Regions from separate parts of the Homo sapiens genome. Here region 2 is linked to region 1. Evidence: chromatin loops called from intact Hi-C (ENCODE). Cell type or tissue: Caco-2. All regions are shown on one strand. Links, peaks and the distances in the headings refer to the core of each region. The heading gives the core; the rest is flanking DNA.

What was found. Peaks named below come from ENCODE experiments on the same cell type or tissue, not always from the same donor. Only the 100,000 strongest peaks of a DNase experiment are listed, where the experiment ranks them.
Region 2: a loop joins it to region 1, with 23 times the contacts of the local background. A loop is called at or near these places in 5 of 110 quality-filtered maps.

Annotation. Positions count from the first base shown.
Region 1 is chr6:63,508,142-63,513,528 of GRCh38, reverse strand. It overlaps a transcript of LGSN not described here. Among named protein-coding and RNA genes, the nearest start is that of PTP4A1, 62 kb to the left of the region's middle. In Caco-2, for the core only: no CTCF peak of the experiment used is centred there; a DNase peak (open chromatin) is centred at 3,238.
Region 2 is chr6:63,761,629-63,767,015 of GRCh38, reverse strand. It overlaps EYS (eyes shut homolog), which reads left to right. Exons shown (of 43, transcript NM_001142800.2): 41 at 4,383-4,555. Among named protein-coding and RNA genes, the nearest start is that of SCAT8, 43 kb to the left of the region's middle. In Caco-2, for the core only: a CTCF peak has its summit at 2,492 (motif pointing right); no DNase peak of the experiment used is centred there.

The DNA.
Region 1 (5,387 bases), core at 319-5,318:
ATTATTACTTTTCCAAGAAGTGGCCAGAGAATTAATTCCAGGAAAAGGGGACTACGGCAAACATTGTAATTGGGTAACCATTATCCATGGCTCCCCTTATAAAAAAAAAAATCCCCATTTTATCTGGGGCAGCAGTGTGTGTGGCTCCATAACACTTTGTTGGATAATTACCTTCCTAGACTCCTTTGCTTTTGAGAAGACCAGTGTGGCACACAATCCTGCCAATGAGATTTCATGGCAATCTGCATAGGAGGCTTCTGGAGGTTTTTAAATCTTTGCAAAAGGGACAATAATAAGAAAAAAGTGTCCTTTACCATTTCTTTCTCGTTTGAAAGTAGATGAGGTATTTAGAACTATGACAGCTATGGAACAATGAAGTGAAAAGAATAAAGACAAAAGTCAGCACGTTAAGGACCCAGAGAAGAAAGAACCTGGACTCTTGGTTATATTTCAGAGGAGATGGACTAGGGATTGCCTCCCTCTAAATTTCTCTGGGCAAACACTGAATGTCCCTATGGTTTGGCCACTTTTAATTTCCTATTCTGTCAGTTGCTGCTGAAAGCATTCCCAATACAAATACGTATCTGTCTTGTTCTCTGCTTTAGTACGGAGAACAGTGCCCAACGTGTAATAAGTGATCAAAGAATGTTTGCTGAAAGAATAGAGTGAGTGGATTTTAGATCAGATTCTAAGCATCATACCAAAACTTGTGGGTAGTAAAGTTGTTGTATTTATTTTACACTGAATTTTTAGTTTGAGTATAATTTCCCTGAAACTATTTGCCTTACACTGCTTTTTCCATACTAACAAAATCTCAGATATGTTTATCCTTCAACATGTTATCTGAGGGAAGATAGACCCCTCTGCAGTCTCATAAAAGCCTATCTTAATTGATCTAAGCTAATCATGGTAGTCTCATACCCTTTGCACAATGAATGACTTATGCCTGGGTATGAGAGGCAACTGTGGCCAACGGAGCTAATTCTGTGGGGACTTCAGGAAAAATATTCCCCATTAAATAAAAAGTGGGGCATGGAAGATAATGATTCTAGGTCTTCATGTGATGTCAAGATATGCCCCAGCCACTTTGCAGCAATGAAGGATAAGGCTTGAGGACTAAGCCACCACGCAAAGAATGAGAGCATGAGGCTGGCTCCATGGCTCATGCCTGTAATCCCAGCACTTTGGGAGGCCGAGGCAGGTAGATCACTTAAGGCCAGGAGTTCCAGACCAGCCTGGTCAACATGGCAAAACCCTGCCTCTAATAAAAATACAAAAACTAGCTGGCAGCTGTGGCACATGCCTGTAATCCCAGCTACTCGGGAGGCTGAGGCAGGAGAATCGCTTGAACCCAGGAGGCAGAGGTTGCGGTGAGCCGAGATCACACCACTGCACTCCAGCCTGGGCAACAGAGCAAGACTTTGTCTCAAAAAGAAAAAAAAAAAGAACATGGAGCGAAGGAAAGAACTTGAGTCCTTAATGACGACTGAGCCAGTCCAGGAGCAGAACTACCTCCATACTTCTTGCCATATAGTAAAATAAGTATCCTTACAGTTTCACCACTTTTAATTTTTTCAATCTGCATCTGCTTGCTAGGGAATTATTAATTTTTTTAATTACTTGCAGCCAAGAACATCATAAATAGTATGTGGATTTAAACTGTCTTTCAAATGTGTACACATAAGTAGTAACAAATCCCAATGTGTATTTTTCATCATCTTCAGATTTGGAGAGTCATTTTCTCAGTAAGAAGCATAAGAAAAATTACACAGTAAAAATATTTTCCAATTTTGATTCTGAGGGACAATTCAAAACCATAAAATAATAAGCTCTGTTTCAGAAAAAATTTTAATACGTTAGATTTGGGGGTCTATAATCCAAAACATCTAGGTAAACTATAAACTGTCAAAATTTTAAAAATGCCCAGGTAATGATTTCAAATTCTCAAAGCTACATTTTAAGAATTCACTTGAGGCTGGGTGCGGTGGCTCATGCCTGTAATCCCAGCACTTTGGGAGGCCAAGGTGGGTGGATCACCTGAGGTCAGGAGTTCAAGACCAGCCTAACCAGCATGGTGAAACCCTGTCTCTACTAATGAAGTACAAAAATTAGCTGGGCGTGGTGGTGCATGCCTGTAATCCCAGCTACTCCGGAGGCTGAGGCAGAAGAATCGCTTGAACATAGGAGGCGGAGGTTTCAGTGAGCTGAGATTGCACCACTGCACTTCAGCCTGGGCTACAAGAGTGAAACTCCATCTCAAAAAAAAAAAAAAAAAAAAAAAAGAAATCTATTTACTTGTATAAGCTTGACCTAGAGTAGGGATCAGGATTTGTAGGGCTTCCATTGGGCTCATCTTATCATCTTATAGATATAGCGTGTTGCAGGAAGAGGTGGGAATGTAGAACCAGGCACTTGTGTTAAGTGCCCTGATTGTTACTCCTAGAGTAATAGGTGCCATGAGCATAGCACCATTGATCTCCTTATTCTACCAAGCACATTTTATTGCCATCATTAGCTTATCTGTCTAGCTGCTCCTCTAAATAATTCGCATCTTGACCGGGAGCGGTGGCTCATGCCTGTAATTCCAGCACTTTGAGAGGCAGAGGCAGGATGATCACCTGAGGTCAAGAGTTTAAGACCAGCCCTGGCCAACATAGTGAAATCCTGTCTCCACTGAAAATACAAAAATTAGCCAGGTATGGTGACATGCGCCTGTTGTCCCAGCTACTCAGGAGGCTGAGGCAGGAGAATCACTTGAATCCAGGAGGCAGAGGTTACAGTGAGCCGAGATTGTGTCACTGCACTCCAGCCTGGGTGACAGAGCGAGACTCTGTCTCAACAAAAAAAAAAAAAAAAAAAAAAAAAAAATTCGCTTCTTGAAGGAAGAGAACATGTTTTGCTTATTTCTGTATTCCTGACACTGAAGATGGTGCCTGGCACATAATAGATATTGAACGAAAGTGGGGAGAAGAGATTAACTCTGGGGGAATAGAATAAGGGGAAAAAAATCTAAATATTAAATACTGAGGAGTTATGACTTGAAGTGTTTAAAAAACTAAAAAAAAAAAAAAAAAAAGAAAGGTAGTCAAACCATAGAAAGATTAAGTGGTAACTAGAACTTACAAGGGTTAGTTTAACTTTTATGTTTTTTTTCCTTCTCCCTGGGAAAGTACCTTTGGGATCATGTGGTGTTTGTGCAAATCGCTTGGGTCTACACAGCACAGAGTGGGGCTAAAGTGCAGATGAGGTGGAACTAAGAAACAGCCTGTCCAAACAAGCATGATTTAGAGCAGTTGCCTCATATACTGGACCACTTTTTTAGTACTGAAGGCGGCAATGACATACTTTATGGCAGTCACAAGCTGCTTTTAGTATGTTAAATGAATGAATACAGGCAGTTCTTCTGGAAACTCAAGGGTTTGTTGTTGTTTCTTTCTATCTTTAAAAAATTCAAAAATAAACTTGCCCCAATATTAATTTTAACCGAAGCTTTATTAGATGGTTACATTTATAAATTTACACTTCATTTGTGATAGTCCTTAATTATAATTATCACATACTCATGTTTTGAAAAGTTAGTGAAACTTTCCCTAAAGAGCAGGGCTTTCTGTTCTACCTCCATACAAGGCACTATCAGTGTGGGAGGAAGGGCAAAACACTGTGCTAAACCTGGCCCCATCCCAGGTCTGCGACTAACCCGGGGCCTTGGCCAAGTCAGCTAGCCTATCTACTGTTTAGTTTCTGCATTTGTAAAACAGAGGCATGTGTGAAGACAATCTCTTATGATTTCCCCTAGCTCTAAAATTTTACTGTTATAACGTATTAAATGCCTATGTTTATAGGAACTGAAACGGTTAAGGTTTAATATTTACTCTATAAGCTAGGTTTATCACTTCATCCTTTATAACGAAATTTTCATCTTACACATTATTATATCATACATTTAAGAAACTATGGCAGCTATATAAAATAATACAAAAACTAAAAGGTATAATTAATATTTGATATATTTATTTTAATGTCGATTTCTACAAATATACAACATGCGCACACCTAATTGAGATTATACTGCATAGAGAGCTTTGTATCCTCGATTTCATTGAATTTTGTATTGTGAACATTTTCCCATTTTATTAAAAAAAATCCTTAAAAAATAGTATTTTTGGCCAGGCGTGGTGGCTCATGCCTGTAATCCTAGCACTTTGAGAGGCCAAGGCAGGCGGATCACCTGAGGTCAGGAGTTCGAGACCAGCCTGGCCAACATGGTGAAACCCTGTCTCTACTAAAACTGCAAAAATTAGCCAGAAGTGGTGGTGTGCGCCTGTAATCCCAGCTACTCAGGAGGCTGAACCTCAAGAATCGCTTGAACCTAGGGGGTGGAGGTTGCAGTGAGCTGAGATCGTGCCAGTGTACTCCAGCCTGGGCAACAGAGCGAGACTGACTCAAAAAAAAAAAGAAAATTTTTTTCCTTTATTACAAAATTTTATATTGTTAAATATAATATGAATACAAATAAACTATATAAATAATTATTATAAGGTGAACACCTGTAACTATCACCTCACTCAGTCACCCCAGAAATACTCTTTTTTTTTTTTTTTTCTTTTTTGAGACAGAGTTTTGCTCTTGTTGCCCAGGCTGGAGTGCAATGGCCCAATCTCGGCTCACTGCAACCTCCACCTCCTGGGTTCAAGCGATTCTCCTGCCTCAGCCTCCTGAGTAGCTGGGATTACAGGCATGCACCACCACGCCCGCCTAATTTTTTTGTTTTTTTAGTAGAGGCAGGATTTCGCCAAGTTGGTCAGGCTGGTCTCGAACTCCTGACCTCACATGATCCACCTGCCTCGGCCTCCCAAAATGCTGGGATTATAGGCGTGAGCCACCGTGCCCAGCCAGAAATACTCTTATAACATAACCATCTCCCTCCCTACTGAAGTGAATTACCCTAATGACTTTTAATCATTTATTTTTCTTTATAGTTTTGCTATGGTGTGTGCATCCCTATACATTATCATTTAGTGTTTCCTAAGAGTATAATTTTTAATGTATGTTTATTATTCTACTATATAAAGATACATAAATTCATACAACTTTTTAGCTTATTTTTTGGTGGTTTTAAAAAATTTTATTTTTTGGCTAGGTATCTGTTTACATAATGCAAAATTTTAAATGTTCAAAAGGGAAGGCAATCAAAAGTCTTACTACTACTTTGTTCTTCAGCCATCTGGCTATCTCTATAACCAGTTTTTAGGAAGTTGTTTTTGAGGAAAATGAGCCTAAGAATGGTATTGATATTTTTTCAGCTTTAATGTCCTAAACTAACCTCCTAAGTAGGTACAAAAATATAATTCTTAGAAAAGCATTCAAAAAGTTGATTTTTCTTTTAT
Region 2 (5,387 bases), core at 103-5,102, 250 kb before region 1:
AAGTCTTTTCTGCATCTATTGAGGACATGATATGGTTTTTGCTTTTAATTCTATTTATGTGGTGAATCAAATTTATCAATTTGTGTATGTTGAACCAGTCTCCATCCCAGGAATAAAGCTTATAAAAGTGGATTCTTTATGTTTTCCCTTTACTATATTGCTATCCAGTTGTCCCTATTTCACTAACAACACCATACTCTTTCATGGTCCCAACATTTCCACAGGATTGAGAGACATAAAATGGTGACTAAAAGGTGGATTTCCTCGCTCATTAGCAGACTTAACCTCTCTCTTCCTTAGATTCCTTCTCTGAAAAATGAGGATGATGCTAGTACCCTTCTTATAACATAATAGAGAAACTAGAAAGGTTAGAAGACTGCCTGGCACATGGTAAGTGACAAATAATGTTTGTCATTACTATAATTTTTCCTCTTTCATACTAACACACTTACCAAAGCCTTGAAAATGCCTCTCACATCTACTTCAACCTCTGCATCCCCACAGCAATTTTCCTATTCAGGACTTTTGCCTCCATCTGCTTTCTTATCCCAGCCATGACCTATTATATTTATTCATTTGTGTGTTTATTCCATGAATAGTCAATGAAAACTTACAATAAACCAAGAACTGTTTGGGGCCTTGAGACAATAATAAAAAACAAAACAGACCCTATCTCTGCTCTTACGGAATTAATGGTCTAGAGTGCCGGGGTCAGAAAACTATGGTAGATGGGCCAAATCTGGCCTACCACCTATTTGTGTAACTAAAATTCATTGGAATACAGCCACACCCATTTGTGTGTTTTCTGTGGCTGCTTTCAACAATGGCAGAGTTCGGTTATTGCAACAGTGTCTATATGGCCCACAAAGCAAAACTGTAAACTGCCTTGCCCTTTACAGAAAAAGGTTGCTGGCCCCTTTTCTAGTAGCAAAAAAAATATGCTAAGATCTCACTAAGATTAAAATTACGTCACCAGAGAGCTTATTGTTACACTATGCAGTCATCCTACACATAACAGATCAATATTCTTAAAATGTGCCTCCTCATTTGTGTCATTTTCTATACACCTGTCATGTCACTTGAAAGTTGAACTGAAGCCAGGCACAGAAAGGCAAACATCACATATTCTCACTTATTTGTGGGTTCTAAAAATCAAAACAGTTGAACTCATGGAGATAGAGAGCAGAAGGATGGTCACTAGAGGCTGAGAACGGTGGTAGGTAACAGGGAGGTGGGGATGGTTAATGGGTACAAAAAACTAGTGAGAATGAATGAGCAAGGACTAGTATTGGATAGCACAACAGGGTGACTATAGTCAATAATAATTTAATTGTACATTTTAAAATAACTAAGGAAGTATAATTGGATTGTTTGTAACACAAAGGATAAATGCTTGAGGGTATGGATACCCTATTTTCCATGATGTGATCATCACACATTGCCTGCCTATACCAAAACATGTCATGTACCCCAGAAATATGTACACCTACTATGTACCCACAAAAGTTAATAAATAGTTTTAAAAAAAAAAAAGTTGAACTGCCTGAGCCTGCTGTTCAAAGTCCTTTGACACCTCCTTTCAGTGCATACATTTATACGGGCAAATCTCACTCTGGCGGCCTTTCCTAAGCCTTCCCTAAGTAATTCACTAAAATTACTTAGATGCCCATCCACAGGATACCATAATACCCATTTTAGAACTTGTCCCATTTTATTAAAATTGTCTCCTTACTAATCTGATTTCTCCAAAATACAGAAGTCCATGAGGTCAAAAATGGAGCCTCCTGTGTTGTAGAATCTCAGTATCAAGCACAATACTATGCTCAATCCTAAGATAAGCACAGACAGCTAGCCTGTAAAAAATAATAAACATTCTTTAAATAGATACCTACCTCTGTTTTGTTTTTACATTGCCCATTATATAGACACCTCACCTCACACACATACTTCTACAAAATCTACTCCTCCTCAGGGCAGAGTAGTATATGTGGTTAAGGGAAGAAATATTAATGAATTAACATCAAGGGTTAGAAAAATATCACCCAAAGTAGAGAATAACTAATGAAGGCTTGAAATTTTTTTATTATCTCTATTTCACAGGGTGCTATAGAAACCAAGGAACAAAAAGAAAAATCTGACCTTGCACAAAATCATTCTCATTAGAATTATATAATAACTAATTATATATTAAACATATAGCTAATTGTTTCAGACCTAAAAATTCTGAGACAAACTATATGAGGCTCCGATTTGTTATTTTTTCAAATAAGATTTTGGCATCTATATTAAATTATGCTTAATGTGATTTATCTACTTTAATATCCAAGCAAGTGTTTTATTCCCATAACACTATGCTATATACCTTAAATATATACAATAAAGTGTAAGTGAATTAAATAAAATATTTTACCATTGTGAGCTCTGTCTATAAGGCAGTGAGAATAATTTTAAGCTTTTTTCAAGTAGATATAAAATGAACCACTAGATGGCGCAATCGTCACTTTAAAAAGTAATGACAGCATCACGTTTAAAAATTCTTTAATAAGAATTTTTACTATAGTTTTATTTCTTTTGTGAAATTAGTTACTGATTTCCTTTTTTGTGTATGAGGTCTTTGTACATTCTATACTCTTTGTGATCTTCAAAAATAATCTTCAAAATATGCAATTTTGTAGCAGATTAATTCTGTATTTTGTTTGTCTCCATTTTAGAGAACCCTATACAATTTTCCGTTTTTTGCACAACTATTAATTTAGGTGTAACAAGCATATAAAAGTCTATGACATAAATAAAAGGTCTGGGAAGGTGTGATCAGCTGCTGTCCTCCAGCTTAACAGATTCTGATCCCTATACCTCATACCCATTCTAGAATGCGCTTTTTAGACTGGCACGGTGGTTTATTGCTCTCTGGCTCTGACAGGAATTTTAAGTTAACCCTTTCTCTCATGTACTCTTTAGTGTAGTGTTTTCAGAAGAAAGAAAGGGGGATGGTGGGGAGAGAAAGGGAAGGAAGAAAGGGAGAAAGGGAGAAAGGCAGGCAGGGAGTGAGGGAGGGAGGGAGGCCGGAGGGGGCAAAATAAACACACGGTGCCCTGACAAACAACAGTTTATCAAATATATATATATATATATATATATATATATAACAAGATATAACAATAAAATCTCAAATATTATTTATTTAAAGTTCATATATTGCATGGGACATGTATTAGTCCGTTCTCAGGCTGCTAATAAAGACATACTTGAAACTGGGTAATTTATAAAGGAAAGAGGTTTAATTGACTCACAGTTCAGCATGGCTGGGGAGGCCTCAGAAAACTTACATCATGGTGGAAGGGGAAGCAAACATGTCCTTCCTAACATGGTGGCAGGAAGGAGAAGAATGAGCGCCCATTGAAGAAGGAAGCCCCTTATAAAACCATCAGATCTCATGAGAACTAACTCATTACCATGAGAACAGGATGGGGGAAACCTCCCCCATGAGTCAATTTTCTCCACCTGGTCCCTCCCACAACACATGGGGATTATGCCAACTACAATTCAAGATGAGATTTGGGTGGGGACACAGCCAAACCATATCAGGACATACTTCTACTAAGAAAAGTTATTATTTAACTTATGTTTAAATTTAACTAGATGCTCTGCATTTTATCTGACAACTCTGCCTTTGATGGGTCTATCAGAAAGTTTTCTGCTGGGCTCCTCCCAATATCACTCTCTAAACCCAGACAAGGTGTCTCTTTCAGCTGAGTATTCCCCATTACCCCTCAGCTTCTGCTCTAGCCAGAAACCACTTACTGCCACTGTATCTTTAGCTAGAGGGACACCTCTTGGTCAAGATTCATTTTTATATGTCCTCAAGCTATTGTTCCTGACTATGAACATCCCTTTCCTGGGATTCACTCACGTTTGACTTGTCTCCAGTATGTTTGCAGCTCTTTTGGCAACCCCAGGAGCTGAGCCTGTGAGTTTGCCAATGCCAGGGAAAAACACACCAAGCTCTCCAAGTGGTCCTGCTGAATCTCTTTTCACTAGGCTTGAAGTTAGGAGACAGCAACACCATGCACAGCTTTTTCTTTAGGTGGTGGTGTGGGAGTTGGGAGAGAGACTTACAATGCAATTTTGTCTGAAGAAACAATTCTCAAAAAATTCTCTTTCAATTTTTACACTCTGAATCGTTTAAAGTCTTTGGTGTGGAGTCCAGTAATCCTATAACCAGTTATTAACTCTTTCCTTTGACAATTTAGGGTTTGAATCACAATTCATTTTGATCTCTTGGAACTTCAGTTAAAATTGACAAGTTAGCATCAGGGCAATACATAGTATGTATCCATCTCTAAACAAGTGCTCAAACCATGCGGCTTTCTCTCAACCCACAGCTGCAATTGTACCACTGGGTGGAAAGGATCATTCTGCACAGAGACAGTTTCTACCTGTGATCCTGAACATGACCCTCCACACCACTGTAGCAGAGGAGCAACCTGCATTTCATTACCTCATGGATACACCTGTTTCTGTCCTCTAGGAACCACTGGAATCTACTGTGAACAAGGTGAGGCAGAATTTCAAATCATTTTGCTGTCCACAAATATAACTAAAATTAGGAACTTCAAAGTCAGTTTTCTTTTTGAGAAGTAAAAAAGTACATATAATAAAATTCAAATCCACTGTCCTCTTTTTCTAGTATATTTGACATTATACTTCACAGATAGACTAGTACTTAAAATTCAGTAGTACAAAAAATATGGCTTTTAGTATTGCTTTAATTTATTAACTCTAAATTCTCTATTTTGTGTAGATGTTCTAAATGTTTTGTGCTAAATGCAGTTAAGTCAAGTGAGCTTAAGTTCATAACTCAGTTCCAGATCAAGACTTCATCTCTGGGAGCCTCTCCTATCTGTATTTTCCATCTCACTCAAAACTGTCAGAAATATCACAAGGCCATCAGCTTCAGAGGGAAATTAGAGAGGAGAAATGGCCCCAAGTCAAGTAGTAACAGTAAGAAGCAACAGTGTCCTAACTACTGGGGCAACTTATGGTAGTGCCTCTAAAAGAGCTCAGCAATCTCTGGGTGCTCCCAAGCTGGGCTGTGGCTAAGGGATAATGGTATTTCTAGATCTGAGCTACCTTCTCTTTAATACCTGGCTGGGACTTCCAGAATAGCATTAGGGAATCCAGGAAACTCCCAGTTAAGGAAGTTGGAGAGATTAAGCCAGGAAAATAAAGGGACATAAGGACCCACCTGCCATATCCTAGCTTCCTGAGACTGGACTATCTACTATTTCTCTATCCTGCCTCACCCACCACCCAGAAGATGAAGCTTTAGCTCTCTCTTCCCTATTTTAGAAACAGAGGCTGGGATAAAAAGAGTACAGGAGTCAATC